Linked DNA regions of Homo sapiens: region 2 is linked to region 1. Evidence: read pairs that join two places in POLR2A ChIA-PET (ENCODE). Cell type or tissue: PC-3. All regions are shown on one strand. Links, peaks and the distances in the headings refer to the core of each region. The heading gives the core; the rest is flanking DNA. Region 1 overlaps ALCAM (activated leukocyte cell adhesion molecule). Region 2 overlaps LOC105374020 (a long non-coding RNA gene).

Region 1 (16,780 bases), core at 3,909-8,908:
ATATCCTCTAGGCTTACATTGTTACATTTGCAAATCACTTCAAAACATCAATCAAGAAGCAAACTATGCAACTTCATCTTAAATGTGATTTAACTTAAACATAGACTAATATAAGAATGGCAATAAAAATGAAAGATCATTTTAATTTCAATATGTTTGTAGGTTTATTGTAACAAATAAGAAAAAAATTCGCAAGCCTAACGGGGAAAAGAAACAAGCAACACATAAAAATGAGCACAACTGTTATCCTAAAGTTTCATAGGAACTATAACCAAAATTCCTAATTTCTCAATTCATAATAAATAAATTACTATGTGAGAAGATGTATCTTGTCTACAATTTTGGTAGTAATACTGTTGTTACAATAATTTTGCACTACAATCAAACTAGAACTCAAGATCAAGAAACTCACTCAAAATCACACAACTACATGGAAATTGAACAACCTGCTCCTGAATGACTCCTGGGTAAATAATGAAATTAAGGCACAAATCAAGATGATCTTTGAAACCAATGAGAACAAAGAGACAGTGTACCAGAATCTCTGGGACACAGCTAAAGCAGTGTTAAGAGGTAAATTTATAGCACTAAATGCCCAAATCAAAAAGTTAGAAAGATCTCAAATCATAAACCTAACATCACAACTGAAAGAATTGGAGAACCCAAAGCAAACAAACCCAGAAACTAGCAGAAGGCAAGAAATAAACAAGATCAGAGCAGAATTAAAGGAGATAGAGGCATAAAAAAACCCTTCAAAAAAATCAATGAATCTACGAGCTATTTTTTTTAAATAATAATTATAATAATAAAATAGCCTGCTAGCTAGACTAATAAAGAAAAAAAGAGAGAACAATCAAACAGACATAATAAAAAATGATAAAGGAGATATCACCACTGAACCCACAGAAATACAAACAACGATCAGAGAATACAATAAACACCGTTATGCAAATAAACTAGAAAATCTAGAAGAAAAGGAAAAATTCTTGGATACATACACCACCCCAAGACTAAACCAGGAAGAAGTGGAATCCCTGAATAGACCAATAGTAAGTTCTGAAATTGAGGCAGCAATAAATAGCCTACCAAACAAAAAAAAAGACCAGGACCAGAAGGATTTACAGCTGAATTCTACTGAAGGTACAAAGAGGAGCTGATACCATTTCTTCTGAAACTATTCCAAAAACTGAAAGACAGGGACTTCTTCCTAACTCATTTTGTGAGACCAGCATTATCGTGATACCAAAACCTGGCAGAAATACAAAAGAGGAAAACTTCAGGCCAATATCCCTGAAGAACACTGATGTAAAAATCATCAATAAAACACTGGCATACTGATCCAGCAGCACATCAAAAAGCTTATCCACCACAATCAAGTTGGCTTCATCCCCAGATGCAAGGCTGGTTCAACATACATAAAACAATCAATGTAATTCATCACATAAACAGAACTAAAGGAAAAAAACCACAATAATTATCTCAATAGATGCAGAGAAAGCCTTTGATAAAATTCAGCATCCCTTCAATAAATCAGGTATTGAAGGAACATACTTCAAAATAATAAGAGCCATTTATCACAAACCCATAGCCAATATCCCACTGAATGGGCAAAAGCTGGAAGCATTCCCCTTGAAAACCGACACAATATAAGGATGCCCTCTCTCACCACTCCTATTCAACATAGTACTGGAAGTTCTGGCCAGGGAAATCAGGCAAGAGAAAGAAATAAAAGATATTCAAATAGGAAGAGAGGAAGTAAAACTGTCTCTCTTTGCAGATGACATGATCCTATATCTAGAAAACTCCATCATCTTAGCCCCAAAGCTGATAAGCAACCTCAGCAAAGTCTCAGGATACAAAATCAATGTACAAAAATAAGCAGCATTCCTATACACCAACAATAGACAAGCAGAGAACCAAATCATGAATGAACTCCCATTCACAATTTCTACAAAGAGAGTAAAATACCTAGGAATACAACACACAAGGGATGTGAAGGACCTCTTCAAGGACAACTACAAACCACTTCTCAAGGAAATAAGAAAGGACGCAAACAAATGGAAAAACATTCCATGCTCATGGATAGGAAGAATCAGTATAGTGAAAATGGCCATACCGCCCAAAGTAATTTGTAGATTCAATGCTATTACCATCAAGCTACCACTGACTTTCTTCACAGAATTAGAAAAAAACTACTTTAAACTTCATATGGAACCAAAAAAGTGCCCATATAGCCAAGATAATCCTAAGCAAAAAGAACAAAGCTGGAGGCATCATGCTGCTTGACTTCAAACTACACTACAAGGCTACAGTAAGCAAAACAGCATGGTACAGGTACCAAAATAGATACATAGACCAATGGAACAGAACAGAAGCCTCAGAAATAACACCACACATCTACAACCATCTGCTCTTCGACAAACCTGACAAAAACAAACAATGAGGAAAGGATTCCTTATTTAATAAATGGTGCTGGGAAAACTGGCTAGCCATACGCAGAAAATTAAAACTGGACCCCTTCCTTATACATCAGACAAAATTAACTCAAGATGATAAAGCATTAAATGTAAAACACAAAACTACAAAAACCCTAGAAGAAAATCTAGGCAATACCATTCAGGACATAGGCATGGGCAAAGATTTCATGACAAAACATCAAAAGCAGTGGCAACAAAGGCAAAAATTGACAAATGGGATCTAAGTAAACTGAACAGCTTCTGCACAGCAAAGAAACTATTATCAGAGTGAACAGGCAACCTACAGAATGGGAGAAAATTTTTGCAATCTATCCATCTGACAAATGTCTAATATCCAGGGTCTGCAAGGAACTTAAAGAAATTTACAAGAAAAAAACCCAACAACCCCATTAAAAAGTGGGCAAAGGATATGAAGAGATAGTTCTCAAAAGAAGACATTTATGCAGCCAACAAACATATATAAACAAAGCTCAAAGTCACTAATCATTAGAGAAATGCAAATCAAAACCACAATGAGATACCATTTCATCCCAGTCAGAATGGCGATTATTAAAAAATCAAGAAACAACAGATGCTGCAGATGCTGGCAAGGCTATGGAGAAATAGGAATGCTTTTACACTGTTGGTGGTAATGTAAATTAGTTCAATCATTGTGGAAGACAGTGTGGTGATTCCTCTCAGACCTAGAACCATAAATACCATTTGACCCAGCCATCCCATTACTGGGTATACACCCACGGGAATAGACATCATTCTGTTTATAAAGATACATGCACAGGTATGATCATTGCAGCACTATTCACAGTAGCAAAGACATGGAATCAACCTAAATGCCTATCAATGATAGGCTGGATAAAGAAAATGTGGTACATACATACAATGGAATACTATGCAGCCATAAAAAGGAATGAGATAATGTCTTTTGCAGGGACATGGATGAAGTGGGAAGCCATTATCCTTAGGAAAGTAATGCAGGAACAGAAAGCCAAACATCACATGTTCTTACTTAAAAGTGGGAGCTGAACAATAAGAACACATGGACACAGGGAGGGGGACAACACACAATGGGACCTGTTGAGGGGGTAGGGGGGAGGGACAGAATCAGGATAAACAGCTAATGCATGCAAGACTTAATACCTAGATGATGTGTTGATAGGTGCAGCAAATCACCATGCCACACATTTACCTATTTAACAAATCTGCACATCCTGCACATGTATCCTGGAACTTAAAATAAAATTAAATGTAAAAAATAAAAAATAATACTAATTTTGCACTAGTAGTTTATTTTAAAATAATGTACACATTATAAATATTCAAATCAGATAAAGCATATACTTAAAAAATAAGAAGGCTTCCCTCCTATCTCATATTCGCAGGCCTCCCTTTCAGAGAAGCCCATTATTAAGGTTCCTGTGTGTTTTTTAGAAAAAAAAAAAAAAAAAAAAAAAAAAACTATGTATATATGAGCATACAAGTAGGTATATGGTTTTGTGTGTTTCAAAACACATTCCGTTTTAAGCAAACATACCACACACTGTTTTGCGTATCTTTCTTTCTTACTTTCATCCCGTATTTTTAATAAATAAGGATAAAGAAAATTGTAGTGGGATAATTTTCTACATAACAGAAATTTTTTCCTCTTTTCTGTTTGAATGTGTCATATTTGTCATATTTAGTACACCATACCTTCCACTTTTCTTGTGTAAATAATAAATAGCTAACATTTCTGAAGTCTGTTCTACTTGCCATTCACTTTGCTCATCATTTTCCAAAAATTATCTCACTTTGTTCATTCAACAAAGAATTCATATAAATACTATTATTCTCCTCATTTTACAGACAAAGAAATTGGCTTACAGATTTTACTTGCCCACCACTTAAGTTACTTGTTTCAATTATTCTTTCTTCCATTTTTCTTTCATGAAAGCCTTAACATACTCATTCAATCTTTACTATCTAAAACGTGATTGTAAAATCTCATAGTTTTGAATCCTCAAGAGCTAAAGATCCACAGGGTGTGATTAGGACCATTTGGAATCTAATTATTAAGTTCAAAATATATGAATTACATATTTTTTAAAAGAAAAATATCTGGTTTCTTAACCCTAATAAGTTTTCCTAGAAAAGTATTTCTATAACCGAATATTTAGTGAAGCTTCAAGTCCAACATCCCCAAAATAAAAAATCATAAAGAATTTGAAACAGAAGGAATCTTAAATTAGTTTATTCCTATTAAGTTACAGATAAGAAAAATGTTGCATTTATTACTAAATTTATCACCAAATTTACCATCCTTTTATACTAAACTAAGTTTAAAGAGACAGCAGAACATCTCTGCTTGGAGTATGGTATATGTATAACATTTTGTAATACTCTAAGAGGTAGAAGTCCCTGAGTCTTCCTCAAAAGTAGCATTTCAAATTTGAGGAACTAGCTTTTTCCTTCAGCAATTGCATGCTGTTTTGTTTTTGTTGTGGGACAGTCGTCTGTGGAGATGAAGAATCATGGATCAGTGTTCTCATCACAGCTATTAATTCACCTTTTACTTCTTCCTTCTCCAGGTCTTTTCCCTTCTTTACAACAACTGTATTCTATAGGTTTAATCATTTTCTTTTCTCTGAACCAAATCTAATTGCTCTATTTATAAATATAACATTATACTCTCCCAAAAATTTTGTTCAGTGTTAAACAGAGGAGAGGTTGTACTTCCTTGTCTTTTTATTTTCCACACTCTGTTACTGCTTGTTTATACTGTAATGCATTTTTATTCCTATGTCTCAATTATTTTATTTATGGTGCATGGTGACTGGGAAATCTCAATCTGCAAAATGTTACATGCTTAGTGCTTCATTATGGATACTGATGAGAACAAAAAAGTGCAAATATTAAAAAAAGAGATAATGCAAATATTATTTTTATTTGGCAGTAGAATAAAGTCTCACAACCACACGGAAGGGAGCCCACTCAGCTGTAGCCTAATGTCATTGTATAAGCAAAGAAGCAGAACAGAAATATGAAGTGATTAACCAAAATCTCAGGGCTGCTGGTAAAGGCAGGACTGGGTCTCCTGTTTTCTTCTCCAGCCTTTCATATCCCTCTGCCACTGATCACTACTAAAAGCCCTCAGCAAGAAGGAAGTTCCTGGTCTCAATTATTAACTTGACAATGATCCTGGTAACCGTTACTGATTCAACAATGATGAACCAACACTCAATACTAAATATTTTTCCGTTTAATCACTAAATAATAGAGTTAGTGACGCAGACTATTTACATAGAATCTGTTTTCTTAAATTCTTTCTTATTGTATTGTTTGTGAAGCAACTATATTTAACAATGTAGGTATGTAGTGAACAAGTACACACAGGTTCTGCTGTGAGAATCAATGTTTTTTTTTTTAAGTTAGTAGTACCTTCTGTATCCTTCAAACATCTAAAGAGAAAAAGCTAATAGATTGTGCAATATTTCCAGAAGGCAAAGTAAACATGCAACAAAAAAGTAAAGTAAAAGATGATCTTATGTTTGAAATGTTTCTGAGCTTTGTTTGATGGTTTCTTGATTGTGTGTGTGAGTGTGTGTGTGTGTGTGTGAGGGTGGGAAGGATTATTTATTTTATTTCTATTTCCGCCTGCCCTTCCCTATAGCAGCAACCTCATTTGGACGCTCAGCCTGTGAGACTACTACAGACTGCTGTGGAACATATAATTAGTCCTCAGTTATTCTAAAGATTTATCTTGTGGAAAAAATCTCAAGATTTCTATTTGGAGAATAACGTGGGGTAAAAAGAAGAGGCAAACTGAAAATTTGTCAATTTGAACTGTCACGAACATTCAATATAATTTTAAGTAGGGTGAGGCTGAAACTATTGGAAAAATAACATTTATTGGGTAATTTGCTCATGTAACCTTTGATGGGTGCTTTCAGATGAAAGAGTTAAGATCAAAAGAACAGCATTCCAAACATTGGGGAATATACTTGGAAAAAGAATATAATGATACTAGTTATCTGGTCATTCCTGAATTAGCGCTTTGCATCTAACATGTATACTTCTTTTAAATATTCCTAACTTGATGGGAAAGAATATACTTTCCACACAAATTTAATTTTAAATGAAAAAACCTTCAATTCACTAAGGAAACAATTACAGATATATATATATATATTTATGGTGGTATAATGACAAGCCCAAGTCTAGACTGTCAGGAAGCAGGGTCTAATTTATGGTGGTATAATGACAAGCCCAAGTCTAGACTGTCAGGAAGCAGGGTCTAATGCTAGGGACCCATGGGGAATAGGGATAGGAAGGTAGGGTATAGAGAAACATTTGCACACACTAGACATTTAGGGTAATGTCTACAACCAATGAGGATGGATTTAATTGGGCTCTATTTTTGAAAACAAAACAAAACAAAGAAATCTGTAACTGGAACCAAATCCATTTATGCCAGCCTTGAGTATTTCTATTCAGTTGGCCCATGCATAAACCATTGTGCAGTTGATTCAAAACAGATGTAGAAGCACCTGTTCTAACAAAAGACATTTTACTGATTCACTTCTGTCTTCCTAACTCTGCTTTTCTAATATTAATTTCTTCTTCCTTCAGATTTGTTTACCCAAACTTCCCTTTTCAGAATTTGAGAAGTCACCTACTTGTGTCTCTCTTATACTCATTTCTTAATTTTAACTTCCTCTATAGTCTTGGAAGGTCAACTCTTTGGGTGAAGAGAAGCAGATGCTCACTGCCCAAGTCTTATTTCAGGCCCACCAATGCCTAAGTTTAGAGCAGATCATTCAATAGTATGTGCTCCATTCACCCATGAGGGAGTAGTTTTGAAAACACTGGTTTTCTAGATTCTCACTGGTTCAGTTATGGAACTGAACCTATATAGACAAGTCTTCAGCACCCACCACAGATCTGAATATATTCAAATGCACTCTGTTGAAAGCCAACATGTGCATGGCATATTTATGTAATTTTACTATTAAGTAACATTCTTTAGACTATTTAACTGAGCTTTAGTTTCACTATAGAATTAAGCAGACAAATACAATTCAGAATTCCTAAAACTTAATAAAGAACCATAAATTCACATCTGCTGTTGTAAAATTTGACACACATTGTTAAATTTGGACCAAAATGCTCTGGATTTCAAGACATATTTGCATCAGAATTTCTCTGTAGGAAGTTTCTTTCCAGCCATTGCTCTTCCCACTTCGAAATAAGAAATTAACTGAATGTTAGTTATCGAGAAGAGATTCAAATTTGGGCTTACTAGAATGTATTATCAATTAAGCGTCATGGCAAAGCAGTAAAGAAAATTTATTTTACATCATGATGCTACTGGTCCACATAAACAGTTTGTTGTAATTTTAAATAGCAAGTTCCTTTTCATGCTGGCTTTTCATCTTATCTTTCTTTCCTCTCTGAAGAGAGGTCCACTCATTCCTCTCCCCTTTCTCATCAGTACAAGCTGCTCCTTTAAGCTTCACTTGTCCTCCAGCTTTTACAGAATACTCTCTTTTACAGAAATCACATCTTTTACTATAAAACTTGGCTTTTCAATCTAATCCTATTTACATATACTAAAATAAGGCTTGTTAATAATGAAAATTATTTCACCACATTAACCCTAGATTCTATTTCCATGGAAAATTGAGAACTCCATATATTTTTATATGTTTGTGGAAAGATTATTTTGTTGGGTGACAACATCAAGAACGTGAAGCCTAGATTACATGCCAAGAATCCAGGAACTAGACAGTATTTGTCTTAGAAATGGGTGACATTTTTTCAAGTAATAGAAAAGATTTTTTAAAAAATTGTCATGTAGCCTCTTTGATTAATCCAGAATCTTAACTGATCACTGATATGGCCCAATTAGGTTTATATATTTCAACAAAGAGAAAGTCTTGTTTACTTGGCTTTATTTGATAATGTCTTTGCTCTGGCTACTTCTTGATACATAAACTATACTGCATTCAAAGTCCTATATTTAAAAGGCTGAAAGTGAGATTACAATTTATAATTTAAAAAATTAAAAAAGAGTCACAGTTTTTAAACTTAAAATTGGTTATACAAATATATTAGCCATTCTTTCGTAAAGTACTATTTTACATGGAGTACAGCAGGTATTTAATAAACGAGAGTTATCAGTGGTAATGTGTTGTATTTATATTGGTTTATCTGGACAAGTATTTTTAATAATATATTAGAAAAGTCTTAGAATTTCTGGGCAAGAATTCAGAAGACAGCTTGCCTCAGAGACCAAAGAAGTAAAAATTTACTAACAAGGTAAATTGGGAAGGTAATATGGGAATTGGCAGAGTAAAACCATGATATAGAAGTTAAAATTCTGAAGGACTGGGAAGGATCAAAAGTAAAGTAAGGAAATAAAACAAAGCTTATAAAAAAAGGACTTAAGTTGAAAGATTATAAGAATTTAAGATTATTTTGTCCAGAGAAGTGACACCAGACTTAAAACTATTAAGTTCTCAGCTATTAAGTACCATTGAATAATGAGATCTGTGATAAATCCAATTCTGCACTGTTTTTATCAGTAAAGACTTATTTCTCAAAATGATATGTTGGTTTCAAGAGCACAAGGTTTATTTTTCAGTAAAAATGAAACATCATTCAAATTTATATAATTTTGTTAAGTTAGTGACTGAATTTTAAAGTTCTCTTTCAATAGTCAATAGTTTTGTAAAAATAAAACCAGATTTTCTCCAAATTTTCTCTAATATTTTACTCTCAAAAGCATCCAAGACATGGTCCACAGTACAGATGTATTTTCAGTGGTACAAATATGTTAAATACTGCCTGCGTGACTGATCAATCTGCTTATGAAGTCTTTTCTATATTATTTCTGCTAGATTATGAGAAATGCCGTGATCCAAAGGTTTAATCTATTAATTAAAAATAGAAGAACTAATATTACCATTAATTTACTTCTATTTTGAATGTATGTCTACAATTATCCTGTGGGAGAAAAAGTAGTTTTAGTATCTTCACAAACCTACAGTTTTTAAAATAAATTAGTTTAAATAAATTTCTATAATTCTCAGGATGATCTCACATTTAATGAACAGACTATGTTCAATATGGAAACTCAAGAAGAGTACTTATGTTAACTTGGATTGGCACTCAGAAGAAATCTAACTTTATTCCATTTGTTTTAGCACTCAATTTGCATAGCATGGGTAGAATAAGGCAAATTCTTTTTAGGACCATATTTTAGGAGAGTTGTCATTCCCTCAATTTTTAAAAGAAATTGAACAATTTTCTCAATGTAGATATTTCTTATTCATACAACATTATATGTTGTTGTTTAAAATAGGCTTCATTGATAATTATGAAATGTAATTTTGACTAATGCCTTTATTCAATTGTCATGTATGTACTGAGAAAGTTCTATGTATCAGTAGACTAAGAAATCTAATTTTGACTAATGCATTTATTCAATCATCATGGGTGTGTACCGAAAATGTACCATGTATCAGTAGACGCTGGGTAGAAAAAAGATTAAGTAGACACAGCTCCTGCCTCCAGGAATATAAAAATTCACTAAGGGAGAGAGAGAAGAATGAATAGGCAATACATGAAATGAACTCTGGAACTACAGAGGACAGGCACCTTAGAGAGATCAGGGAAGAATTTCTGGAGGTGATGGCATATAAACTGTGTTCTGAAGGATAGGGATACACGTTATTCAGGCAAAGAAAGGGTGATTGAGAGGGTGTGAAGCAAAGGGTGTTCTTGAATAAGACAGAGACGTGAATAACAACCCACTCAGGAAGCAGGAAGGGCATGGCACATTTAGAAATATGGCTAGCACATGGAATTCCAAGAAAAATTGTTCTGAGAAATGTAAGAAAAACTTTAAATGCTATATTAAGAAGTTACTATTTTACCCTGACTATATTGGGAAGTGTCCGAAGTATTTGAAGCAGAGCAGTTATAAGAGTTGATTCATCTGACAAAGGGCTAATATCCAGAATCTACAATGAATTCCAACAAATTTACAAGAAAAAAACAAACAACCCCATCAAAAAGTGGGCAAAGGATATGAACAGACAGTTCTCAAAAGAAGACATTTATGCAGGCAAGAGACACATGAAAAAATGCTCATCATCACTGGCCATCAGAGAAATGCAAATCAAAACCACAATGAGATACCATCTCACACCAGTTAGAATGGCAATCATTAAAAAGTCAGGAAACAACAGGTGCTGGAGAGGATGTGGAGAAATAGGAACACTTTTACACTGTTGGTGGGACTGTAAACTAGTTCAACCATTGTGGAAGTCAGTGTGGGGAGTCCTCAGGTATCTAGAACTAGAAATACCATTTGACCCAGCCATCCCATTACTGGGTATATACCCAAAGGACTATAAATCATGCTGCTATAAAGACACATGCACATGTATGTTTATTGTGGCACTATTCACAAGAGCAAAGACTTGGAAAGAACCCAAATGTCCAACAATGATAGACTGGATTAAGAAAATGTGGCACATATACACCATGGAATACTATGCAGCCATAAAAAATGATGAATTCATGTCCTTTGTAGGGACATGGATGAAATTGGAAATCATCATTCTCAGTAAACTATGGCAAGGACAAAAAACCAAACACTGCATGTTCTCACTCATAGATGGGAATTGAACAATGAGAACACATGGACACAGGAAGGGGAAGATCACACTCTGGGGACTGTTGTGGGGTTGGGGGAGGGGGGAGGGATAGCATTAGGAGACATACCTAATGCTAAATGACGAGTTAATGGGTGCAGCACACCAGCATGGCACATGTATGCATATGTAACTAACCTGCACATTGTGCACATGTACCCTAAAACTTAAAGTATAATAATAATAATAAAAAAGAAAAAATAAATAAAAAAATAAAGTAAAATAAAATATGACAATAAAAAAAAGAGTTGATTCAGATCTTACATCACTCTGATGGCAGAGGGGAGAAAAGATTAGAAGGGACTAAAGTTTGAGAAATATGTTAGAAAATGTTTACTTCTTTTGGTTTCTTAAAATATGATCACTGGGCCCTATTTTATTATTGTGTAGACTCTGAATCTACAGAGTCTACATAAATGTCTTTCGAGCACAGTCACTTGTATACTCCTAAGTTACCTATGGCCTACTTACACTAATGACCTAAAACAATTGCTTTTAGACACTGTAAACTATAGGCTGCAAAGCATCTCATTTTTAGCTTCAAATTCACTTTTAAATTTATATTTCAACCTCAAGATTGCAATGCAATGATGTTTCATTAACAGATGGGAACTATGACATAATGAATATGATACTAACAATTAATGGATAAAGTCTTGGAGTTTGTGAATGGTTTATTTGTTTTACAGAGTGAGTAGATTCAAGGTTACGCCCCATAAAAACATGACATCACTCTCATTCAGATTCTCTTTTTTGAGTGGAAAGAAAGGTAGAGTGGAGAGGAGCTACAGCTGGCAATTTTATAATTCTGAACCTGTGGCCTCTCTTCTTTATGTATAATATCTATGTGAATCAGTTGGGTGTATAATCGTATTTTGGGGAAGTGGGAAAGATTAACTGAGATTTAATTTATTTAAATACTTGAATAATACTAACACCTCTTAAGAGCTTACTACTGACAACCACACTGTTTAATGAACTTTATGTGTATTAATTCATTTAACTTTCACAGCTATCCTACAAGATAGGTGCTATTATTCCCATTGCATAGATTAGGACAGAAGAGGGTTTAAGCAACTTCCCCAATGCCACCCAACTGGGAAACTGGAGAAAGGAGACACAGGTTTCAAAACTAAACAATTTGGCTACAGACACCATATTCTCAAACTCTGATCTATAATGGAAAGTAAGCACAATAAAATGGGCACTTACTTTAAAAGGTATTTTAAATTGTGATTTGTTAAAACTGTGATGAAGAACCCACAGGCCTTTATCACAAAGCTCCTTTCCCAGTATGGCCGTCGTGACAGATAATCTAATTTCAATATGAGATTTTTAAATCTGTTTCTGTGTTGACAATTCTTAAATATACCAGAGAATTGGACGATTTCATTTACTGATATAATTTTAGTAATAAATTAGGAGGTCTAATGTGTGATATTATACAATTTTCTATAGAATGTAATAAAATCATTTCCATTTCAAATTTAAAAATGAGGCCCATCATTGAATTTTTTTTCCTTAATTAGACTTCAGGTAAAATTATTGCTCAACACTGACTCAAACATACAAGTGCGCGTGCATATTCTTCTTCTAAATCAAAATATAGTTTTGAATCTTAGAATTTTTGAGCTGTGAAGAAATCACATGGTACAATACTTCCATGAGAAAAATGAACCTCATAAAAGGTAAATGAATTGTCAGGGTCACACACAGAGTGGATAACTCCCTTATGTAGAAACATCTTAGGAGATGTCTTATAAAATTGAAACCATTTAAATTTTTTAACCATGTTAGTGGATTTTTGACAAAATTATAAATTTTTGAACAAAATCAACCCAACAACTTCTTTCATCATAACAAAATTAAAAGGTAAAGTAATAATAGATAAGATGATGAATATCAATTTAGCTTGAAAATACAATTTGGGATTACCTAAATCAAGGGAATATATGAGAAAATAAAAAAGGAAGAAGACCATTTCCATGTGGAAATCTGTAACCATTTGGTTAAAAATCTAGGCAGAGTAATTTTAAAAGATTTTGTCTACTATTCAAATATATAACAGTTTTAACTTAATAGCTACCACAAAATTAATATGAAAACATGCATTATTTTATCACTAGAAATGAACTTTTTTCTCTTTTGATGCCTTGGTGTATTAAAGTATGTTTCTCAAGAGTATACCTACTTTAATCATGTCTAGTGAGTTATTATGCAAAAGGTACAAAGAACTAAGAACTGGGGCTTTAAAACACATATTATTTGTGGAAGCATTTTTTGAATTATATGAATAGAAAGAGGATACTATTCACTTTCCAAAATATCCTTAATATTAAAATTATAGGTTTTTAATAATGTTCACTATTAAATTAGAGGTCATTGGAAAATCATAATAAATGGAAGCATCCTACAGTGCTCATAAAAGGGAAGCAGTGGAGCTCCCTCTATTGAATTACACTTGAGAAATAATGTATTTAAAATCATAATTTTATTATCAAAATGACAGCATTGTAACAATCGGAAATTTTTCTTTCTAAGTTCTAATATTTTCAAATTACAGAAACACATATAATAATGTCAATTTCTGAGAATAATATAGTGCATTACATATGTCTTTATAATTTTAACACGTGTTTTTTTCTCTTTTTTTTGTGGAAAATTACATTTTAAAGCTATAATTTTCAATTATGTTCTTTTGTTTTTCCTGAGATGATAAAACTGAAAGGTTACTTGACATTCATTGAGATTATGAAACATTCTAATAAAATATACTTTTCAGTTTAGTTATGGAAGCCCAAAATGTATTCAGATGGAACTGAAATATTTCTCAATCAGTAAAATGAAGTATTTCACAAGTTTTTCTGATGTGAATAACTGATATTATTAGGTTACTGAAAAATGTGATTCATAATGATTATTATTTGGTTGAGTGTCTACAATGTGCTAGGCACTGACAAACATAATATAAATTCATTACCTTCTTGAATATTCCTACCAAATGAACTTGGCTGCTATCCTCAATTAACAAATGAAAAAACAGACAAAAGCTAGAAAGCAAACTCATGCTCTGATCCATAGCCCAAGCTCTTGAGCTGTTATATAAAGAAATCTATGCTATGCAGATTTCAGTCTGGAGTCTCTGAGCATAGACAGTTCATGAAGATCAAGCCTGGAGAATAGTCTTCTTATACCGTGGAGATACGGCCATACTGCCTACCATCAAATCACTACTCAAGCAGTTCAAATCATTTCTAACCAAACACTTTGGATGGATTCTAGAAAATGATAACCTCCAAACCATACCCTGAAACCCTACTCCTTTTTTACTATTTTATAATCTCTTTTAGAAAGGTGGCATTTTCTAACAGCAAAGAGGAAAACAGCTGAGTGGATAAAGGTTTTGTTTTAATAAACAGATACGTATTTGCCATTCTAGTATGATCAGAGAAGCTATTTAATCTTATACTAAACAAGCATTTCTCAAAAAAAAAAAAAAAACTATTTGAGAACTAGCCAGTATCCATTGAGGCTGGGTGGAACAGGGGATTTATGTAATGGAGTAAATCCAAATATAAATTACATTTTACTCTTAGATCTGATATCAAAACTGTTATTCATACTTAGATCCATGACCATCTCTGCAAAAATATAAAACCTATACCTTAAAATCACCATAAACATTCTTCTTAGAAAGTGTTGTACCTATCACCAGGTAGGGAAAATGCTTGCAGAATAAAGTATAAGTGCCCCAGATTTGAACATCTAAACTAAATACCAGGCAGAAACTGCTTTACTCATTAAATTACAGTATGTGCATACAAACATTACCTCCATTATGAATATTTATCATTTGTTTAAAAATATTACTTTCGGCATATAATTTTTCAAAACTATATATATATATCCTGCTATTTTCTATGTAAAAGTGACTAAAATAGATTTTATTCCTACTTTCCTTAATGGGTTAAAAAATTACAGGTGAAAAATATTTAGTGGCACTGATTTTTAAAAAAATTTGTAAAATATTGTACTTTTTATCAGTTTATACAAAATTCTGACAAGCTTTGTTGGAAGAATTGTTCAAAAGATGATTTACTTAAGGCTTAAACTTGTTGGAATAATTGTTCGAAATATGATTTACTTAAAAATAACTGAAGTTTGTTTAGTAATGACTATTATACAGGGTTTACAAAGTGGCATTAGTCAGACCACCCATAAAATGTATACTGTACCTACAACGAACTAATACAAATATTTGGAAACCATTTCTTTGTGTTGAAAAGCAGTATTAAATTCACTTATGGCTCAAATGTGGCTGTCTCTTAATCCTGATTGTACAGAGTATTAATTTTACAAAATGGAAGAGGTTATGGCTTATAATTATACAGTTTATGTTCTAAAAGTTAGCAATCTTATGTAGAAAGAACAATAATAAAAATTCATGGTAAATACCTGTCTTTTCCCATTTCTGGCCCAATCTCATGTATAATAAAGTTAGGCACCAATATAGGTTTTGCCTTGTATGTGAGTGTATATGCCTACTACTCCTATAATTCTAACTTTTCCAATAAGCTTTAAATAAATGAAAACCAACTTATGATACTGGTTAAAAAGAGGAATGTAATAGTACAGATTTATGAAGAGAGTTTAAGAAAGGCATTATCTTACTTTTGTTGGGATTTTTTTAAAGATGTGTACTCTTTGAGCAGTAATTTTACAATTTCTTTCTAAATGAAAAACACATCGTTGACTCAGTAACTTCACTTCCAAGACATTTTACCAACAACTGCCACCAATTGCTTATATGGACAATAACATGATTAGGATGTTCACTGCTCTAGTTTGTAATAACGAAAGATTGGAAACAACCTAAACTTCCAGGAACTTGTGAAATGGTTACATTAATGATGATAGTACAGTAAAATCCAATGCACACTTTTTAAAAATGAGGTAGAGCTATAGGTGCTGCTATGAGACAATTTTTTAATCTCCAAAATGTACTGTTAAATGAAAAAGGAAAGGTACAAAATGATGTATATGGTATGTTTCCACTTTATTTTTTAAGTAGGGAGGTATACATACAAATATTTACTAATATGTGAATATTTCAATAAGACAAAGACATCCTTTTGTAGATCCCACAACTGGCAAGTCAATTAGGGAGATTGCAGGAAAGTATTTGAACAACTTCAAGGAATCCTTGGTTTTTGCCTCAACCTTCAAAACTTCTTTAGTTTTCATGAAAAGGGATAGGCACATTTTCACCTCCAGGAGTTAGAAACCATGTTTCTTACCACCTTAGCATCCTCAGTCATGTTATTTCCTCAGCCTACATCCTTTGCTAGATTATTCCTCAGCACGTAGCTCAGATATCACTTCCTGCTAGACGTTTTCTGAGTTTCTCTTAAATCCCAGACTAGATCTGGCCCCTTTGTTGTAAAATGCTGTTCATTGTTCTTGTGACATTTACCAAAATTTCTAGCAAATAGTTATATAGTTAATTAATTGATATCTGTTTCCCTGAGAGAACATAACATCTTTGAGTGATAGGATCTTGAATGTATAGTAATTAGTTTATTTCCATATCCTCAAGCACAATGTGTA
Region 2 (16,780 bases), core at 4,658-9,657, 950 kb after region 1:
TTCTCTACTCTCTCTTTTCTCTAGGCTTGCTTCTTTCACTATGAGCAAACTTCCACCCTCCATTCCTCCTTCTACTCCCTTGGCCTGTGTTCTCAAAAATTTAAAACCTCTTCAACTCACACCTGACCTAAAACCTAAATGCCTGATTTTCTTCTGCAATGCCGCTTGACCCCAATACAAACTTGACAGTAGTTCCAAATAGCCAGAAAATGACACTTTGAATTTTTCCATCCTGCAAAATCTAAATAATTCTTGTCATAAAATAGGCAAACAGTCTGAGGTGCCTGACGTCCAGATTCTTTTACACATCAGTCCCTTCCTAGTCTCTGTGCCCAGTGCGACTCGTCCCAAATCTTCCTTCTTTCCCTCCTGCCTGTCCCCTCAGTACCAACGCCAAGCGTCACTGAGTCTTTCTAATCTTCCTTTTCTACAGACCCATCTGACCTCTCCCTTCCTCCCCAGGCTGCTCCTCGCCAGGCGAAGCTAGGTCCCAATTCTTCCTCAGCCTCTGCTCCTCCACCCTATAATCTTTTTATCACCTCCCCTCCTCACACCTGGTCCGACTTACAGTTTCGTTCCGTGACTAGCCCTCCTCCACCTGCCCAGCAATTTCCTCTTAAAAAGGTGGCTGGAGCCAAAGGCTTAGTCAAGGTTAATGCTCCTTTTTCTTTATCCCAAATCAGAAGCGTTTAGGCTCTTTTTCATCAAATATAAAAATCCAGCCCAGTTCATGGCTCGTTTGGCAGCAACCCTGAGACGCTTTACAGCCCTAGACCCTAAAATGTCAAAAGGCCGTCTTATTCTCAATATACATTTTATTACCCAATCTGCTCCTGACATTAAATAAAACTCCAAAAATTGGAATCTGGCCCTCAAACCCCACAACAGGACTTAATTAACCTCACCTTCAAGGTGTACAATAACAGAAAAAAGTTGCAATTCCTGGCCTCCACTGTGAGACAAACCCCAGCCAAATCTCCAGCACACAAGAACTTCCAAACGCCTGATCCGCAGCAGCCAGGCGTTCCTCCAGAACCTCCTCCCCCAAGAGCTTGCTACACGTGCCGGAAAGCTGGCCACTGAGCCAAGGAATGCCCGCAGCCCAGGATTCCTCCTAAGCCGCGTCCCATCTGTGTGGGACCCCACTGAAAATTGGACTGTTCAACTCACCTGGCAGCCACTCCCAGAGCCCCTGGAACAATGGCCCAAGGCCCTCTGACTGACTCCTTCCCAGATCTTCTCGGCTTAGCAGCTGAAGACTGACACTGCCCGATCGCCTCGTGAGCCCCCTAGACCATCACGGACGCCGAGCTTCGGGTAACTCTCACAGTGGAAGGTAAGCCTGTCCTCTTCTTAATCAATACGGAGGCTACCCACTCCACATTACCTTCTTTTCAAGGGCCTGTTTCCCTTGCCTCCATAACTGTTATGTGTATTGATGGCCAGGCTTCTAAACCTCTTAAAACTCCCCAACTCTGGTGCCAACTTAGACAATACTCTTTTAAGCAATCCTTTTTAGTTATCCCCACCTGCCCAGTTCCCTTATTAGGCTGAGACACTTTAACTAAATTATCTGCTTCCCTGACTATTCCTGGACTACAGCTATATCTCATTGCCACCCTTCTTCCCAGTCCAAAGCCTCCTTTGCGTCCTCCTCTTGTATCCCCCCACCTTAACCCACAAGTATAAGATACCTCTACTCCCTCCTTGGTGACCGATCATGCACCCCTTACCATCTCATTAAAACCTAATCACCCTTACCCCACTCAACGCCAATATCCCATCCCGCAGCATGCTTTAAAAAGATTAAAGCCTGTTATCATTTGCCTGCTACAGCATGGCCTTTTAAAACCTATAAACTCTCCTTACAATTCCCCCATTTTACCTGTCCTAAAACCAGAGAAGCCTTACAAGTTAGTTCAGGATCTGCGCCTTATCAACCAAATTGTTTTGCCTAGCCACCCCATGGTGCCAAACCCATATACTCTCCTATCCTCAATACCTCCCTCTACTACCCATTATTCTGTTCTGGATCTCAAACATGCTTTCTTTACTATTCCTCTGCACCCTTCATCCCAGCCTCTCTTTGCCTTTACTTAGACTGACCCTGACACCCATTAGGCTCAGCAAATTACCTGGGCTGTACTGCCGCAAGGCTTCACAGACAGCCCCTATTACTTCAGTCAAGCCCAAATTTCATCCTCATCCGTTACCTATCTCAGCATAATTCTCATAAAAACACATGTGCTCTCCCTGCTGATCGTGTCCGATTAATCTCCCAAACCTCAATCCCTTATAAAAGAACAACTCCTTTCCTTCCTAGGCATGGTTAGTGTGGTCAGAATTCTTACACAAGAGCCAGGAGCACACCATGTAGCCTTTCTGTCCAAACAACTTGACCTTACTGTTTTAGCCTAGCCCTCATGTCTGCGTGCAGCAGCTGCTGCTGCTTTAATACTGTTAGAGGCCCTAAAAATCACAAACTATGCTCAACTCACTCTCTACATTTCTCATAACTTCCAAAATCTATTTTCTTCCTCATACCTGACACATACTTTCTGCTCCCCGGCTCCTTCAGCTGTACTCATGCTTTAAGTCCCACAATTACCATTGTTCCTGGCCTGGACTTCAATCTGGCCTCTCACATTATTCCTGATACCACACCTGATGCCCATGACTGTATCTCTCTGATCCACCTGATATTCACCCCATTTCCCCATATTTCCTTCTTTCCTGTTCCTCAACCCTGATCACGCTTGATTTATTGATGGCAGTTCCACCAGGCCTAATCGCCACACACCAGCAAAGGCAGGCTATGCTATAGTACAAGCCACTAGCCCGCCTCTCAGAACCTCTCATTTCCTTTCCATCGTGGAAATCTATCCTCAAGGAAATAACTTCTCAGTGTTCCATCTGCTATTCTACTACTCCTCAGGGATTATTCAGGCCCCCTCCCTTCCCTACACATCAAGCTCGAGGATTTGCCCCACCCAGGACTGGCAAATTAGCTTTACTCAACATGCCCCGAGTCAGGAAACTAAAATACCTCTTAGTCTAAATAGACACTTTCACTGAATAAGTAAAGGCCTTTCCTACAGGGTCTAAGAAGGCCACCACAGTCATTTCTTCCCTCCTGTCAAACATAATTCCTCAGTTTAGCCTTCCCACCTCTATACAGTCTGATAACAGACCGCCTTTATTAGTCAAGCAGTTTTTCAGGCTCTTAGTATTCAGTGAAACCTTTATATCCCTTACGGTCCTCCGTCTTCAAGAAAAGTAGAACGGACTAAAGGTCTTTTAAAAACACACCTCACCAAGCTCAGCCACCAACTTAAAAAGGACTGGACAATACTTTTACCACTTTCGCTTCTCAGAATTCAGGCCTGTCCTCAGAATGCTACAAGGTACAGCCCATTTAAGCTCCTGTATAGATGCTCCTTTTTATTAGGCCCCAGTCTCATTTGACACCAGACCAACTTAGACTGTGCCCCAAAAAAACTTGTCATCCCTACTATCTTTTGTCTAGTCATACTCTTATTCACCATTCTCAACTACTCATACATGCCCTGCTCTTGTTTACACTGCAGGTTTACACTGTTTCTCCAAGCCATCACAGCTGCTGATATCTCCTGGTGCTATCCCCAAACTGCCACTCTAAACTCTTGAAGTAAATAAATAATCTTTGCTGGCAGGACTATGCTGAATCTCCTTAGGCACTCTCTAATCAGATGCCCTAGGTCCTCCCAATTCTTAGACCTTTTATACCTGTTTTTCTCCTTCTCTTATTCCATTTAGTTTTTCAATTCATACAAAACCGTATCCAGGCCATCATCAATCATTCTATACAACACATGTTTCTTCTAACAACCCCACAATATCACCCCTTACCACAAAATCTTCCTTCAGCTTAATCTCTCCCACTCTAGGTTCCCACGCCGCCCCTAATCCCACTCGAAGCAGCCCTGAGAAACATTGCCCATTCTCTCTCCATACCACCCCCCAAAATTTTCACTGCCCCAACACTTCAACACTATTTTGTTTTATTTTTCTTATTAATATAAGAAGTCAGGAATGTCAGGCCTCTGAGCCCAAGCCAAGCCATCACATCACCTGTGACTTGCATGTATAAGCCCAGATGGCCTGAAGTAACTGAAGAATCACAAAAGAAGTGAAAAGGCCCTGCCCCGCCTTAACTGATGACATTCCACCATTGTGATTTGTTCCTGCCCCACCTTAACTGAGTGATTAACCCTGTGAATTTCCTTCTCCTGACTCAGAAGCTCCCCCACTGAGCACCTTGTGACCCCCACCCCTGCCCACCAGAAAACAACCCCCTTTGACTGTAATTTTCCATTACCTTCCCAAATCCTATAAAACGGCCCCACCCCTATCTCCCTTTGCTGACTCTCTTTTCAGACTCAGCCCGCCTGCACCCAGGTGAAATAAACAGCCATGTTGCTCACACAAAGCCTGTTTGGTGGTCTCTTCACACAGACACGCATGAAATACATACTATGCCATTTTATATGAGGGACTTGAGCATCCTAGGATTTTGTTATCTGAGGGAGTCTTGGAACCAATCCCTTATAAATACAAAGGAACAACTGTATTTACATATTTTGTTTAAATAAAATTATATTTCAGTAGGGAGGGCATGTTTTTATATCACTGTTTTGCAGATTTGAGAATTGTGGTTCAGATAAGGTGACTAACCTGCTGAAGATATTTAGCTAGAGAGTGTCTGACAGTTGAGTTAAAAACTCAGGGGTTGTGGGGAGAGGAAGACATGAGGATAAATAGCTAACGCATGGGGGCTTACCTAGGGGATGGGTTGATAAGTGCAGCAACCACCATGGCACACATTTACCTATGTAACAAATCTGCATGTCTTGCACATGTATCCTGGAACATAAAATAAAATAAAATAAAATAAAATAAAATAAAATAAATAAATAAAAAACTCAGATCATCTGAAATTTTTAGAACAGACCTCTCATGATATGTTTGAAAATTAGTCACTTTCATCAGGTCATCGACCAAAGATTCTGAAACAAAGTTCAGTTATTTAGGCTGTTTTTTATTTCAACACTTGATTTAGTGCCTTGTATTAAAAGTAATGGCAAAAACCACAATTACTTTTGCACCAACCTAATACTTCTGGTTTACACAGTTGCTGGGAAAACCCCCTGCCACAACCAAGAACTGCCCCCAATAAGTAGAAGGAAAGCTCAGACCAAACAAAGAGGCAGACTTCTCCAGGTTGGTAGGTGGTCAAAGATTTATTCAGTAAAAACTTGCATAGAAAGATAAAGGGGCGGTCTTGGGCAGCAGCAAGATGTGGTAGATCTTCCAGCTTGTGTTGCAAGCCTCTCTAGTCTTTTCTACCATGAGAAGAAAAGGGAAAGAGAAAGGAGGAAAAAAAGTCACTTATGGCATGTTAGGCTATCTGGCTGTTTTCTTAATCTATTTACTCTCTGCTTAAAGGGATTGTTTGTGTTCTCTACAATCTGGTCAACATTCTTTAGGGGAGGAGGGGATGTTTTAAGCAGCATCAGTTTTCTGGGTCCTCTGTTGGCTGAATCCCATAACTCCCTTGCTGTCACACACCCAGTATACATTTTCACAAAATTAGTGCAAAATATTTCTGCCAAACTTTTAAAACTCATTTCCGGAAACTCAATCTCTGTAATGTCTTTAGATAACATTGAGCAGTGTGCCAGAGATATTCTCCAGAGCCACTGAAATGGATGAGGAAGAAGCTGTACCCTTTCACTTCAAGCATTTAAAAGAATTTGCATTTTCAAATTTTTTCCCTCCACACTTCCTATAGCTGTTCACTAAGAAGATGGAAGCTAATAGTAATTCCACCTTGGTTTCTTTACACTTGAAAAATCTAATCATATCTTCTCCTTCTGCATCATTTTGAAAAGTTTTGTGTGAGTCTTGTTTAATTAAGGCGAGACCTCACAAAATTCTATTATTTCATATAATTTTATCTTCTATATTTTTTTTATGTTTGATATTCTCAGGGTTTGTTTTTGATGTGGTGATAATATTAGAATCCAATTTTGATTTTTTAGTATTTTACTCTGCTAAACCTCACAAAGTATGCTTGTTTGTTTTATATATTTTTTTAGAAAGGTGCTTGCTCACAAAGATCTACTCTCAATGAAGAGGATTTTACTTTTATTATGCTAAAGTAGGGTTTCTGGATCTCAGCAATATTTACATGTTTAACTGGATAATTCTTTGTTCAGTTAGCAGAATCTCTTCTATTCACTAGATATTTGTGGCATACCTCCAACCTCCAGCTGTGACAACCAAAAATGCCTCCAGCCATTGCCAAATTCCATTTGCATAATGCAGGGTTTCTCATCAAGGCAGTTTTGTCCTGCAGGGAACATTTCTACAATGAGGGGAGAGCCTGCTACTAGTATGCACAGGAGAATCCCTATAGTGAAGAGTTATCTTGACTAAAATGTCAACAACGTTAAAGTTGAAATCCCAGTTGGTAAATCTGTTACAGCTCTTTATTTGAAGTTAAAATAGAAGATTGACTTCTCTAGGATAAAAGCTTTCAGGAAAATCTCACTGTAGTTTAGGTGTATGGTAGAAAGTAAAACAAGTTATATTGCCCTATGATTTCAAAATCCTGTCTCTCAGCTTTCTATGTTCATGTCTATCTGTCAAATTCTTACTTGCTTCTACACTTAGCAATATTACAACTGTAATAGAATCAGGAATATTCTCTCTCACTGTAAACACCAGTTTTCACCCAAAATAAGCACTAACTGTACTTCACAGAAAGATACAGCAGTTTCCTGGGCAGTCACAGCCTTTGCAAGGCTGAATCCTCTCACTCACCTATGGAACCTTCTGGTTATATGCTGCCTTTGATGCAAATTTAACTATCCCTGTCTGTTCAGTATTCCAGAAAGTAAATGGACTCCGGACTCCTTAAGGCTGGCACTGGACAATTTTTTATCAGTGCATCCTTCTTTTTCCTTTTTTTCCCACATAGGAGGCAATGGATCTTAGAAAGGGGCTGAAAATCCTATTACATTCTGGAAGAGCAGCTGTCTCTTCACCACCCGCCTATTGCTTCATGCTTGTACTCTGATCTGCTATAGTTGCTGCCTTCTGAGAATTTATGAGCTATGAAGTCATCACGGACTTCTTAGCCAGCTCTCAACTTGTGGCTTTGCATCAAATAGTCCTTCTAATCCTGACAAGTGAAGGGAATATTTTTTTCCCCATGAGAATTCATAACTTTCTCTCGAGCTCTTCCTTTTTAAAAAATAACTTTTTCTATGCTGGCCAGAGAGCCACTACCAATTTTCATTAAGTTCCTTTTCCTTAGGCATATTTATAATGTTTCTTCTGCCCACCTTGCCTTCCAGTTTCACCTCCGTGTGTTGTATATCCTACTATTACATTATGATCTAACTATTTTTTAAGAGTAGCTCTTTCACCTCCCATTTAAATTCTTCTGACAAAGCAATCTATTAAGCCAATAGAATAAGGATTTTTTTTCTAAAAATTCTGTTATCGAAGACTTACTGAATGAATATCTGTCATTACCTCACCCTTTTTTTTCTTTTTCTTTTTGTTAGTTGAGTTTCTCAGTTACATAACCACCTCATAGCCTATATTAATGCACTTCCATCAAATTCTGTGGTTTAGGTTAAATATTTCTTGTATTTGTAATTAAGTTCATACATAAATAAGCTTCCAGATTTAGTTTCTTGTGCTGTAAAGCCTCATATGATTCTGGATTTAGCCATCTGGGTTTATACTCTTTGACACTACTTATCTGTACCCTGGTATATGTCAGGGAATTAAATCTGCTCCAAAATTTAGGTTACATGTAACTTGGTAAGTTGGGCCCAATTACAGGCTTTTACCTTAGAGAGTAAAACAAAGTAACACAAGCAGAGTCTCTGCAAAATTTCTAGCAGTCTTTTGCAATACTTAGACTTTTCTATTATAACAAGAATAATTTAAAATTATTTAAAAGTGCTGGTAAGCTACTTGATTCAAAAGATAGGATAGAACATGTGACTAGAGTAGTGATTCTTAGATATTTTTTGGCACAGGTCTTTGAAAATGTGGTAACACAAATTTTCTCTTTAGAATAAAAGAACTTCAAATTTCAAAGAGTTTGTTGACAGTGAAACTTTCCATGTTGATCTTAGTTGTCCATGCATAGAAAGTTAAGAATCTCTGTACTGACTTTAAATATCAGGAATCAGGTAGGGGTTTTCTATGCAGTCTCTGTCTTATAAACTATTTGTCCAGAAATATTTCATTATTCTCTTAAAATGCCACCAACCAAGCAAATATAATGGTAGCAATCTCCATGATTCAATCATAAAAAAAATTAACAAGCAAAAATGTACTCTAAGTTTTTCATTGCAATTTCTATGAATATGCTTCAATCTAAAGATATTATAACTAGGAACTAGGCACGAATATGGAAAACAGATAAATTTTCAAATACACTGAAAGCATAACTTTGATATTAGAATTCAAAATATACATTAACATGCAAAGAAGTGATCATAGAATAAATAGCAAAACTAAATTCAATGGACTAGATACTTGGTACTATCCACTCAGAACTAAAGGACATTGATAGAGAATTTTTTTTTTTACTTCAGCTTAGGTAAGTTGTTATATATACATATACATATACATATATATACACATTTATACATATATATATATATAGAGAGAGAGAGAGAGAAATAATGAGAGCAAGGGCAAGCAGAGAGAAAAAGAGAATGCTGTGGTTTGAATGGGTCCCCTCCAAAATTCATGTTGAAATTTAATCCCCATTGTAGTGGCATTAAGAGGTGGGGCCAGGAGATGATCAAGTCATGAAAGTAATGTCCTTCCGAATAGATTAGTGTCTTATAGGAGGCCTGGATACATTAGCTTAGGCCCTTTTGCATTTCTGCCTTTCGATGAAACACTAAGGCACAATCCTGGAAGCAAGGACTAATTTCTCACCAGATACTAAACGTGCCAGGGCCTTCATCTTGAACTTCTCAGCCTCCAGAACTGTGAGAAATAAATTTCTATTGTTTATAAGTTGCTCACTCTCAGGTATTTTGCCATAGCTGCACAAACAGACTGATACAGAGAGAGAGAAAAAAAGAGAAAGAAAAAGAGAGAGAGATACATCTGTCACATTTGCTTAAAATTTCAAAGCTCTAACACTAATTCTTCCCCATTAATTCTTTGTGATTCTATTCGTATTGGCTTATTTTTTAAATGTCACTAAATAAGTCGAGATAATACAGATTTCATTTTCTACTGCCGATAACCTTCCGTTAAGTGATTGTTCATTGACCAACAAGAAGCAGCAGCGTTGCTGAAAGTCACATATTATCCAGGTGTTTGTAGTCCTTGAAATTTGTTATCACAGTAATTGTTTTCAACACCACCTTTTTTAAAAAGGACTAACTGTTTTAACTTAATGACCCTTGTTTTGCTGCAAAATAATTCCACATTTTAAAACATATTTATATATCTGATAGTATTGATGTTACTAAATTTATGAGGTAAAGGTAAAATGGTTAGAAAAAAAATTACTTAAAGTAATCTGAGCAAAGTGGTTCATACCTGCAATCCCAATGCTTTGGGAGGCCAAGGTAGGATTGCTTAAGGCCAGGAGTTCAAGACCAGCCTGGGCAACATAGCAAGACTACATCTCTACAAAAAATAAAATAAAATTAGCCAGTTGTAGTGGTGAGTGCCTGTGTTGCTACATACTTGGGAAGCTGAGGCAGGAGGATCACTTGAGCCCAGGAACTTAAGGCTGCAGTGAGCTATGAGCTCAACACCGCACTCTAGCCTGGGCACTAGAGTGAAACCAGGAACTAGGCACAAATATGGAAATCAGATTTTAAAAAAATTACTTAAAATACATTTCCTTTGTGTTGTTTCCTGTGACTTTCATTGTTGTCGCTCAGCATTTATATAAAGACCTTTGTATTTTCAACTTTTGACAGTTATGAACAATGTCACTGACAATATAATATTTTTCTAAATAAGAAAATATTTTAATTTATTTAAATATTTTTCAATTAACACAAGCATATATATATATATATATATATATATATATATATATATATATATATATATTTAGTTAGCCACAACTGTGCAAACTTTCAAGAAATAAGGGGAAGAAATCTAACAAGTGCTGGCTCACTTTGTTGGACTTTACCTCAATCCTCTACATTTTCTGATCTAACAAATTTTCGTATGGCAATTTTAGAATAATGCTCAGAGGAAAAGACCATGCCAATTTAAAAATTAATTAATTAATTTTATTTTAAGTTCTGAGATACATGTGCATGACATGCGGGTTTGTTACATAGGTAAATGTGTGCCATGGTGGTTTGCTGCACTGATCAACCCATCATGTAGGTATTAAGCCCCACACGCATTCACTATTTATCCTGATGCTCTCCCTCACTCTGCCCCCTTTACAGGATCCAGTGTGTATTGTTCTCCTCCCTGTGTACATGCGTTCTCATTGTTCAGCTCCCACTTATAAGTGAGAACATGCAGCGTTTGGTTTTCTGATCCTGTGTTAGTTTGTGGAGGATGATGGCTTTCCAGCTCCATGTATGTCCCTGTATAAAACATGATCTCATTCCTTTTTATGGCTGGATAATATTCCATGGTGTATATGTAGCATATTTTCTTAATCCAATCTATCATTGATAAGCATTTAGGTTGATTCCATGTCTTTGCTATTGCGAATAGTGCTGCAATGAACATACACGTGCATGTATCTTTATAGTAGAATAATTTATATTCCTCTTAGTATATACCTAGTAATGGGATTGCTTTGTCAAATGGTCTTTCTGGTTCTAGGTTTTTGAGGAATTGCCACACTGTCTTCCACAATGGTTGAATTAATTTACATTACCACCAACAGTGTAAAAGTATTCCCATTTCTCCACAGCCTCACCAGTGTTCGTTGTTTCTTGACTTTTTAATAATCACCATTCTGATAGGTGTGAGATGGTATCTCATTGTGGTTTTCATTTGCAGTTTTCTAATGATCAGAGAGGTTGAGTTTTTTTCATATGTTTATTGGCCACATAAATATCTTATTTTGAGAAGTGTCTGTTCATGTTCTTTGCCCACTTTTTAATGGTTTTTTTTTTTTTTTTTTTTTTTTTTTTTTTTGTAAATTTGTTTAAGTTCCTTGTAGATTCTGGATATTAGACCTTTTCAGATGGAGAGATTGCAAAAATTTTCTCCCATTCTGTAGGTTGCCTGTTCAATCTGATAATAATTTCTTTTGCTGTGCATAAACTTTTTAGTTTCATTAGATCTCATTTGCCAATTTTTGCCTTTGTTGCAATTGCTTTTGACATTTTCATCATGAAATCTTTGCCCGTGCCTGTGTCCTGAATGGTATTGCCTAGATATTCTTCTAGGGTTTTTATAGTTTTGGGTTTTACATTTAAGTCTTTAATCCATCTTGAGTTAATTTTACACAAGGTGTAAGGAAGGGGTCCAGTTTCAATTTTCTGCATATGAAATTGTGTCAATTTAAACAGCATAGAATTCGCTGTTTAAATTGCTATACATAGAATCAGTTGATCTAGAAAATTTATCAAGACAAAGCCAATTGTTTGTACACAAATTAATCTCTTTTTATGTTGTTTAGTGAGCTCTACTGCTGAGGAAAAAGGAGAATTTTATATGTGAAATTAATATAGATATTTTGGAAGTATTTTGTCTCCTTAGAATGGAAAAAATTATTCCAATACTTGTGAAACTTACTGACTGTTATTTCCTTTTGACAACTTATACAAAATATGTTACAATTAAAAGAAATCTAGAGTACATACCTAATGATTTTGAATTCTAATATTAGAAGAAATGTGTGAAATATAAGGATTTGTAATTTAATCAATAATTTCTATCAAACAAAATATTAATTATTTAATTAAATGAATACATACTGAATATGTACTTTGTGGATTAAATACAAGTCAGGCTCAGTATGTGCTCTTGATTTTGGAAAAATAGATATAGGAAGTCAATAAATGGATATAGCTATATCAAGGAGTTTTAAGGTCCATAGGATCAGATATTAAGACTCACATTATGGCATTTTAGTATGAAGTTTAGGTTTTGTATATGAGATATACATGCTATGCAGGTCTCTAAACATCAACTCAAACATCAGCTGCCTCTGGGAGCTCAATAAGAGTACTAGAAAATTAGTAATTAAATCATTTTTTAACGTGGGTACTACTTCCATATAGAATATGCTATAAAGAAACTGAGAGGAAAACAAGGATTGTATTTAATATAGCAAGTAATGTATAAAAGACGTCAGTGTCTTACAGAGAGGTAAAACAAATATAGATACAAATGAAACAAAAAAATGGGTGAAAAGCTAACTTTAATGTAAATTGTTTTTTAAAAAAGAACCATTGATTTCAGCCAAACTGGAATCACTGGTCTAGACAAGTCCTCTAACTTAGGCTGCTATAAAACTGGAAAATGTATATAAAATAACAATTTCTGGTCATTGGAAAATAGTTGACATAGAATGTGCAAAACCTATACATGGAAAACTACAAATCATCTGAAGAGATACTATAGAAAACCCAATGTAAAGAAGGTGTATACTATGTTCATGGAATTAAAAACTCTAAATTGGTTAAGATGTCAAATCTCTGTGAATTACTTCATAGATTTAACATAATTCCCATAAAGCCTTAACACACTTCTTTCCCAAAATTAACAAGCTAATTACAAAAATTTAAATGAATGATTAGTCAAATTCAAATGAATAGTCAAATAAATCTATAAAAAGGAGGAGCTAGATGAATAATACCACCACCAGAGTTTAATCTACTATAAAGTTACATTAATCAAGACATTGCAGTAAGAATCTATGAATAAACAAAGTGACAGCAAAAGAGAATAGAGTTGAGAAATAGACCTATATTTCTGGTCATTTGGTTTGTAACAAAGTTGCCAAGGCAAATCTATAGGAAAAAAATATTATTTTAAAATAGTAATAGAAAAACTATCCATGGGTGGTGGTGGTGGTAGGGGTTGAAGGATAAATCTCAATCCATACCTCACATGTACATGAAAATTAATTTGAAGTATGCAATAAACCTAAACGTGAAAGCTAAAATATAACATCTCTAGAAGAAATTGAAGAATAATATCCTGCAACCTTGGGGTAGGAAATAAGTTATTAATCAAGATGCAAAAAAATACTAACCATAAAAGAAATGAATGATAAATTTGACTTAAAATAATAAGATTAAAGTCATGCTTTTTCAATGTCATTTCTAGGAAAATGTGTAGGCAAGCCACATTTTTGGAGACAGCACTATTAATACATATTTTGATAAATGACTTACATCCAGAATACATAAAGTACTCCTCAAAGTATTTGATAATAAAAAGGCAAACAATCCAATAAAAATGTACAGGATACTTGTGTAGTCTCTTCGTATAATATGTTTTACAAAAATTGTATGAAAATGAAAAGTGAGCCTCTTTTTTTATTTTAACAATGCAAATTATAATCCAATGTGATTCATATACTTTAAAATGAATAAAAGTAAAAATACCAATTTTGGTGATGTTTTGAAGCAACCAAACTCCTAAATGTTGCTAGATATGCAAAATGCTAATGTGCAGTGGTACCACTTTGGAAATAATTTTGGCAATATCTTATGCAATAGTTATTTTCCTTTCCAAGATAAATGGATATACATGACTAGACTACTGCATGCTAAATGCTCCTTGAAGTTTTATTCACAGTACACCCAAGCTAGAAACAAAATATTCTTCTTTTTCAACAGGACATTGGATAGATATAATGTAGTATATTCCTGCAAAGTAATGGTACTCACCAATATACGTGAGCTACTAATATATTCAACAATGTAAACAGATATCAAAAATATGCGGAGTGAAAGAAGCCAGATTCAAAAGAATATTTTCTGAGTTTTAAAGATTTACATGAAGTTCTACAGCACACAAAACTAATATTTGGTAAAGAATTCTGATGAATAATAATCAAAAATATAGTAAAATAATAAATCATACATTCAAGAAATATTTTTTGCAGGCTGCCTACATGGCAGATCCTGTTATTGAGGGATAACAACACACACAGACTCTCCTTTTTTGTGAATCTTATGTTTTAGAGAGAGAAAGATAAAAATAAAGAGAAAAAATGCAGAGGATGTCAATCAATATGCACTAAGTAGTATGAAGAAAAGACCAGGAGGGCATGTTGGGAAAGCCTTTTTGAGAACAGTAACTTGGAGAAAGGACAGAAAAAATAAAAATCTGTTTTTATAAAGGAGAAAGGTATTCTACTGAACAAGAGGAGCAAGTGCAAAGTCCCTGAGAGAAATGAATGCCTGGATCGTTGAAAGAACAGTAATAAAGCCAGTGTTACTGGACTGCACTGAACAAGAGGAGAAGTAGTAAACAAAATCAGTGACAAGGCCATGGAAGTGTGTATGAGTCAGGGTTCTCTGTAGAAACAGAAACAATAGGACATAGCTAGATATAGATGTAAAGGTATATAGATACAGAGATAAATACAGATATAAATAGGAGGAAGGTTATCATAGAAATTGGCTCACGTGATGATGGAGGCCAAGAAGTTCCGTGACCTACCATCTGCAAGCTGGAGAAACTTGAAAGCCAGTGCTGTAATTCAGTCCAAGTTTGAAGGCCTGAGAACTGAAGGAGTGGGGAGCATCGGTATAACTCCTGGTCTAAAAACAAAAGCCAGAGAACTAGGAGCACAGATATCTGAGGGTAGGAGCAGATTTATGTCTCAGTCAAGTAAAGACAGAATTTATCTTTCCTTTGGCTTTTTGTTCTATTTGGGCCATGGTCAGCCATGTTGTTGAATTAAGTCTTTAGAAGGTCTGATCTTTGATTAGATGAGAATACGACAATTATGCAAAAACTAAATAGTAATGGGGATCTTCTAAATTTGAACTCAAACCATTCATTTTATTAATCTCTGAAGCAGATCTTAGATTCATTTATAATTTTCTCTGCAAATTAAATTTCTTCATTAGCTACTGGAAATTAATCCCCAAATAAGGTTGTCATAAATAGTCTAAAGTAAAAAATTATTACGTTAATCTTTTTTCAAATTTTTTGTTCCACCTTATTTCACAATTCTTCTATGTAAGCCAAAGAAATTCTGCAAGCTTGTGGAGCTGTGGCTTCTTGAGTAGCTATGGTCTTAGTATCTTACTGAAATGGGCTAGTTCCTAAATAAATTTTTGATCAATAACAAGGTGCCGATATTCTTCACTTTAAAAATCCATAGATATGAAATTCATTCCAGCACTGGCACATCTTCCATAAATTTGGAAAATGTCTGAATTTTGAGCACCAGTGCAGTTACAAGAGGCAAATTTTTCTTTTCAGACGCCCATACTGAGTGCTGCCAAAGACCATACAACAAATTCAATGGTATCTGAGGAAGGGGCAAAAAGGGAACATCTGGGTTTCAGCTTTGCCGAAGTACCAGTTATTTATGTAGGTGTCTAGAGTCCATGGTTTGTGAATATAGGATGGATTGGGAAAAATCTTACATAAAGAGGTTAATTATGCCACTAGGTTTAGGATATCTGGGGGGAAACTCCATTATGCAAATGTTCCTTCACTTAGAACAGCATTTGAGATATTTCTGCCTTCTGGCAAAGTTTAGAAATTTGCAATGGTGACAGTCTCAATCACCAAGTCTTATTTGACAAGCCTTTCTTTCTCATCCAGCGTATTCAAACTCTTAATTTACAATTCTCCTTGGAGCCCCACATTTTTGGCAGGACAACACTGCATGGCAGGACAACACTACATGGAGGTAGTCTCTGCTAGTGACATGGCCTTTACTATCTCTTGTGAGCAGTCCTCTCTATCCTGTGCCACATGGCAGCTTAAGCATATGAACCTCCTCTCTCAGGCAAGTTTCTCCCAACCCCACATTGGTTTCAGCTGGAAATTTATCCACTAGGGTTTTCTGAACTAAAACTGCTATTGATGCATCTGTCATGTGCTTCTTATCATGCTTTTTTGTTTTTTTGAATAATGCAGAAATTTGATAGCATTTCTTTCTGCTACATTCTTTTTTTTTTTTTTTACATTAGGGAATTTTCTATAGTGGCATATGTCTTTAGTATTTTTATTTCCCTTTTGGAAGGCTTAGTTGAAGTTATAATAGCTTAAACCATTTGTAGTTCAACTCTGTCCTTGCCTATCCAAGGTAGTTTTTGTTGGAATCTTTTCCATTTCCATTTCCATTTGCTTCCTGTCTCAGATATTGTTGTAACATATCCTTTAAGGTTTGAAATTGAGGGATCTCCCATAATTCAAATAAGGTTTCGTAGTCAGTGCCTTTTGTACCTACCAAAATCATCAATTCAAAAAATGTACTTACATTCATTGAATAATTCTGCCCAGAAGGTTTTTCCCATGGGGTATTTGCTTGATAAACTCTAGCCCTGTCTCCATCTATTTTTATCCTATCTAGCTCCTCTTTAACATATTTTATTATTTATCTTCTCTTAGAATTTTAATTCCATATATTCATAATTTTATATCCTTAGGACACTCAGGAAAGAATAGGATTCACATACACAAAAATGATGTCACCCTGAAATTCACCTAGTAATTCTTTAAATATTTTACACTGTCTTCCTGATCTAGTCCATTCAAAACTGCCCAAATTTTATGTAAACACTTG

What was found. Peaks named below come from ENCODE experiments on the same cell type or tissue, not always from the same donor. Only the 100,000 strongest peaks of a DNase experiment are listed, where the experiment ranks them.
Region 2: POLR2A ChIA-PET joins it to region 1 with 7 read pairs; 1 of 35 experiments calls an interaction of 5 or more read pairs at or near these places.

Annotation. Positions count from the first base shown.
Region 1 is chr3:105,376,524-105,393,303 of GRCh38, reverse strand. The region is part of intron 1 of ALCAM (activated leukocyte cell adhesion molecule); the gene reads right to left. Among named protein-coding and RNA genes, the nearest start is that of ALCAM, 18 kb to the right of the region's middle. In PC-3, for the core only: no CTCF peak of the experiment used is centred there; a DNase peak (open chromatin) is centred at 5,823; H3K4me3 peaks cover 1,401 bases; H3K27ac peaks cover 4,037 bases.
Region 2 is chr3:104,427,654-104,444,433 of GRCh38, reverse strand. All of the region lies in intron 1 of LOC105374020 (a long non-coding RNA gene), which reads left to right. Among named protein-coding and RNA genes, the nearest start is that of MIR548AB, 910 kb to the right of the region's middle. In PC-3, for the core only: no CTCF peak of the experiment used is centred there; DNase peaks (open chromatin) are centred at 6,333 and 7,133; H3K4me3 peaks cover 3,853 bases; H3K27ac peaks cover 3,100 bases.